Regions from separate parts of the Homo sapiens genome. Here region 1 is linked to region 2. Evidence: read pairs that join two places in POLR2A ChIA-PET (ENCODE). Cell type or tissue: PC-9. All regions are shown on one strand. Links, peaks and the distances in the headings refer to the core of each region. The heading gives the core; the rest is flanking DNA.

Region 1 (2,920 bases), core at 169-2,668, 150 kb after region 2:
TGTCCTCTTTTAATTAAAACCCTTGTGGTTGCCTTTTAAATGTATGATAGAACAGTTAAATTTTTAAAATGAGTTTATTTTTAAAAAAAAAATCAGTGTTTTCCTTTATGTAAAAGGTTAAATGCTTTGAGGATAAAAACTGCATGACACTGTATGAGTGATGAAATTGGCTTTTAGAATTGTAGAATTAAAATTGAAAGGAAAGTATGCTGCATAAACCTGAGTCTGGATGCAGTGGCTACAAATAAATTCAAGTGTAAGAGTGTGACCAGAATAAGCTACCGTTTATAAAGAAGCACTTCACTAAACAAACTGAAACCCTGAGGAATTTTCAAATTGTGAAGTAATGGGAACAATCATTTAATATGGAAGGAAGGAGCTAGTGCATGCCTCCTTCCTTGGATGTCTCATAAGATCAAATCGTGGAGATGACTGAAACAGGGAAGATAATTTAGCGGCAACATAACAGATTACCATTTAGAGAGGCCAAACCCCTGAGAGCTGATTGCATTAGAGGAGGATGGGGGGCCAAGATTAGGACACAGGTGTGTTCAGAAACAGGCTGACACTTACTTGTGTTTCCCACCCACTCCCATCCCCCACCAAGTTAACACATTTAGCTGTCCCGACACTTTGTAAACATTCCTATATCTGTCTTCAATCTTTTTTCTCTCTCTAAAGGTTTATCTCTTAGAAGCTTTGACATAACTTTCCTTGGAGGAATCATTTCCACCTAATCTTTTTGCCTTATCTCTTTTTTTTTTTTTTTTTTTTTTTGAGACAGTCTCTCTCTGTCACCCAGGCTGGAGTGCAGTGACACGATGTTGGCTCACTGCATCCTCCACCTTCTGGGTTCAAGCGATTCTCGAGCCTCAGCCTCCTGACTAGCTGGGATTGCAGGTATGCACTACCATGCCCAGTTCATTTTTGTATTGTTAATAGAGACAGGGTTTCACCATGTTGCCCAGGCTGGTCTTGAACTCCTGACCTCAAGTAATCTGCCTGCCTCCACCTCCCAAATTACAGGTGTGAGCCACTACACCCAGCCTGCCTTATTTCTTATAAGCATGAGCAGCTCTGCTCCAGTTTACTCTCAAAATGCACACCTTGGGATTAATATTTTCTTTTTATCAGTATGCAGTCAGTTGTCCTACCATCCCTCCATCACCCTTGTTCATCTTCAGTACTGCAGTTAATTATAGTATTAAATGCTTGTCTTCCACTAGAGCAAGTCTTTACTGCTATGTCTCCAACCTCTAACCCAGTGCCTGGCAGAAGTGGGTACCCAGTAAACACTTGCTGGATAATTGACAGCAAGAGGCTCCTTCCAGAGTCTGGCTGTGGCACAGCTGCAGCCAGAGGCAGATACAGGAGAATGGTAAGGAGAACTGGAGAGATACGCAGGGACTAGATCCCAAAGAGTCTTAAAGTCCTATGAAGGAACTTGTGCTGCACCCCGAGAATAGTAAGAGGCCATCGAAGAATCATTAATCTAAATCCATCCTTGGGTTGCACATCTCCCTTCTAGACTCTAGCTAGTTGATTTCTCAGTCTTAGCAAGAAAATTTAATCCTTGTTCATAGAAACTCTGTGTGGCACATGAAAAGCAAAGTATAATTGTAAGTATTATTTATGGTTACATATCCAGTAAGTTTCTAAAGACACTTCCAGAGAACTTTTTGTACTTTATAAAGTAAATCATCTTGTGTATTTAAAGGATAAGCATGGATTTATATGTAACTGGAATAATTTAAATATTTACATTTCCATACAGAAATGAGTATACTGAATTTGGGGATCTTGGTAAAAACAAAACCTATGGCATTTTTAGATTTCAAATTGAAAAGGCAATTGGTAAATATCTTATATCTTCTCAGCAATTTGATAGTATATACCTGAAAATAAGCAGAAGTAAATAGAGAATTATCTTCATCCAAGGAATTAAATAATAGGAATGTTATACAGACACCTTTTATACTTAATTCTGCTTTTGAAGGAATTTAAAATGGAAATTGTTTTTAATTTCTATTTTATTGAACCAAAGAATTTAAAGTCCCATTCAAATAAAATAATACATAATGTTAAACTTGTATTATTTTTTAATAGCCAGCATTTTTGTGGTTTTCAAATGAACCATCCAAGGAATTATAGTATTTCTTCTCTTTTTAAGAAAGTGTACTTCTTCAGGTTATAAAAGTAGTAAATACTTATTGCAGAACATTTAGAAAACAAACTTAAAATGCATCCAGTCTGATCTCTTCCTTCCCATCTTTCATGTTAGTTTCACCATTTAAAAAAACTGCCTTTTTTTTTTAATTAAAGGCAATTTTCTAACATCGTTTTCAATTTTTTTGCTGTAACCATTGCATCTCACTGCTTCCTATTGGATTCATTTTCCTTCTTACTGAAATAAATTCTTGAGTAGTTTCTCAGTGAGGATCTATAAATAATAAACATAAGCTTTTGTCCAAAAATGCTTATGTTTTACACTTACTCTTCAATTGTAATCTAACTAGATATGTTAGGCAATTTTCTTAAAAAACTGCAATCTTATATTTTGATATCTTGCTGATGAGTTTAAAAGGTACAGTGATAACTTTTGCATCATTAAAAATAGTTGGCTTAGAAAGCTGTACTTTTCCTTCCTTAAAACAGTTTTTTAAATTTACTGTGCTGATATACCAAGTGAATTAATTTTCTAAATAAGTAAATGATTATAAGCCTTGCTATACTTAATATAAAACAAAATATCCTAAGATAGCTACTTAAATATACATGTACTAGTCAGCTATTGTTTTATAATATACTATACATGGTGGCATATATTTTCAAAAGCAGTGTTTTGAGTTATATTTTATTTTCTGAGACATGGTCTCTCTCTGTTGCCCAGGCTGGAGTGCAGTGGCACAGTCACAGCTCA
Region 2 (2,920 bases), core at 100-2,599:
GGAACCACACTTAGGACAGTAACTGACAGCTGTTTGTAATTTATGAGTAGCTTTTGACATGTTCTCACTATCATCTTTAATCCTCACAAACAACACTGTCAGGCATTAACTATTTTTCTGCTTTTAGGATAAGAAAACTGAGTGTCAAGAGGATATTTGCCCAGGGCCATATAGCTTATTAGAAAAAAAGCTGGGGCCCTGTGCGGTGGCTCGCGCCTGTAATCTCAGCTCTTTGGTAGGCTGAGGTGGGTGGATCACTTGAGGCCAGGAGTTCAAGACCAGTCCAGCCAACATGGTGAAATCCCATCTCTACCAAAAATACAAAAATCAGCTGCGTGTGGTGGTGCATGCCTATAATCCCAGCTACTCAGGAGGCTGAGGCAAGAGAATTGCTTGAACCCAGGAGGCGGAGGTTGCGGTGAGCTGAGAATGCCCCACTGCATTCCAGCCTGGGCAACAGAGTGAGACTCTGTCTCAAAAAAAAAAAAGAAAGAAAAGAAAAGAAAAACAAAAAAAAGCTGGGATTTAATCCTGATCTCCTGACTCTGACAAAAGAAAACAAAGAAACAAATACAGGCCTGTGCCACGAGCTGGGTCACAGAATTTGATACCCAGACGCTGACTACTTACGCCTCTTTTCTATAACAAAGCTGCATTGTCATTTCTGAAAGCATACGCATTTAGATGCCAACATGTTCACCAGTTACACTCCAAAGCCAGAAACACTCAAAACATTAAAAAGACCAGCAAAATCTTAAAGTGTTCACTGTCTTAATGAGTTTTCAGATTTTCTCTCTGGGTAAATAACAGGCAAAATCTGCTGTAATTCTCTCCAAGCAATGGGGCACCTAGGACACAGAGATACCAATAGTCTCCTTAGCAACCATCCAAAATCAAGTTGCCTGAAGATGAAATCCTGATCTATTCATGCAACAGATCACATGGGGTCAGGTACTGTTTATCTCTCTAGCAGAAACCACCAGTCACTGGGATTTTAATTGTATCCTTATGATTTCTTTAAAAAAAAAAAGAAGAAGAAGAAGTAAACACAGCAGAAATGAGACCAGTTACTAATGAGCATGCAGTGAACATAAAACCTTCAGCTGGCTTCTTTAAAGCACATACTTTTGTAAAGTGTGCTTCAGAAGCCATTGCTTACATACACACACACACACACACACACACACACACACACACACGCTTTTTAGGGCTTCAGACGCTGCCTGTTATTCATTATAATTCAAAACTCACAAACCGAGCTCATTAGGTGAATGTTTGGTTCAGGAGGATTTTGCAGTCACATAGCCATTTGACTGTGATGTGTTTGCCTCACCCTGCATTGCTTTTTAATGAGCTTGCCTCCTGAAAAACCATAATACTGAGCAGTCCTGGGGTCAAACTGGAACTAAAGGATATAAATCAATGGCTTTTCTTTTTTTCTTTTTCATTAAAACAGGCTTGCTGAAGAAGCAGGTGGTAGGTGGTGACCGGTCATATAACTAACTGCTGAGTCCTTGACAGTTGCGGGTCTAAATTATATTTTCTGTCGCCTTTCAGAACACTATTTTATTTATTAATTTAACAAATATTTATTGATATGTTTTTGATATTAATATGTGTTGGGCACTCATTAAGACTTAAAAGTACAGATAAACAGTGGTATAATTAATTAACAAAATTTCTTTACCAACAAATAATCTGAACCATGTTGTTTCAACCCGTTTCTGCAAATATAGAAGACTAGAGATGCTACTGGCAGAATAGCGCCCTGTTTCTCCTATGCATAAAGAAGAGTCACACTATTTTCAAGGGCCAGTAAAGGAGCAATTTTGTAAAATCTAGTGTCTTGTCTTACAAATCAATTTTTCCTTAAGCTTTTGAAAAGAGTCACTTTGAAAATCTAACCTCTGAAGGGAAAAGAGTGCCATTTTAAAATGACAGCTGTGGCTTTTCCTTTACAGCTCTAAATGAGCTGTAAAGAGCTGTTGCTGCTAAATGAAGGCACTAGACCAAAGGCCCAAGGTACCTGGTGCCACTGAATAGTAATGGAGTTTAGTCCTGATGGTATTGCAGTTCTTTCTTTTTGCTTTCCTTTTTTTTTTTTTTTTTTTTTGAGACGGAGTCTAGCTCTGTCACTCAGGCTGGAGTGCAGTGGTGCAATCTCAGCTCCCTGCAACCTCTGCCTCCTGGATTCATGTGATTCTTCTGCCTCAGCCTCCTGAGTAGCTGGGACTACAGGCGTGCGCCACCACACCCAGCTAATTTTTGTATTTTTAGTAGAGACGGGGTTTCACCATGTTGGCCAGGATGGCCATTTTCTTTTTATTCTCCTCCCCATTTTGTTTTGTTCTGCCTAATAGCCTATTAATGGAATTTAAAAAGGTTTCAAGCCCCTTGGCTGGTGGCAAATATCAGCAAGTTTGGGCTTTATAATTACAGCTGAACCTCCTCTGCCACTTTTTCTAGCATGCCCTATGGGTTTGTTTTTAGAGATACTAGAAAGACACAACAGTAGATGCCTGACATGCTGTCAGAATCATGCTGTTTGTAAAATACTGTGAAATCTCCCATGATTTGTGGAGCAATTTTGAAAGTCAAGTCAGGGAATCTTAGACTCCTTATGGAGGGAATTTGTAGCAAGCTGGCAGCAGCAGTGGGCGTTTAATGTATGTGTTCATTCTCTTACTCCAATTTTAAGTGGGTTTCCCATCTTGAGGGAGTTGTTTTCTCCCATTTTCTCTGGCACCTGTCTTCTTATGCAAAATTGCGTGATGCTGTAAGTACTCTCATGAGATCGGGAGGTGGGGCAGGGAGTGAAAGCCTAGGGAAAAATAATTATATCAAGGAATCAGATTAAAGAGCTGTGAAACTTTAGAGCTAGAAGAGGACTGAAAAACTATTTGTCTTGTTCGCTGTTCTA

Evidence for each region. Peaks named below come from ENCODE experiments on the same cell type or tissue, not always from the same donor. Only the 100,000 strongest peaks of a DNase experiment are listed, where the experiment ranks them.
Region 1: POLR2A ChIA-PET joins it to region 2 with 12 read pairs; 4 of 35 experiments call an interaction of 5 or more read pairs at or near these places.

What each region holds. Positions count from the first base shown.
Region 1 is chr13:45,249,298-45,252,217 of GRCh38, forward strand. All of the region lies in intron 5 of GTF2F2 (general transcription factor IIF subunit 2), which reads left to right. Among named protein-coding and RNA genes, the nearest start is that of KCTD4, 50 kb to the left of the region's middle. In PC-9, for the core only: no CTCF peak of the experiment used is centred there; no DNase peak of the experiment used is centred there; H3K27ac peaks cover 386 bases.
Region 2 is chr13:45,101,775-45,104,694 of GRCh38, forward strand. No RefSeq gene overlaps it. Among named protein-coding and RNA genes, the nearest start is that of GTF2F2, 17 kb to the right of the region's middle. In PC-9, for the core only: no CTCF peak of the experiment used is centred there; no DNase peak of the experiment used is centred there.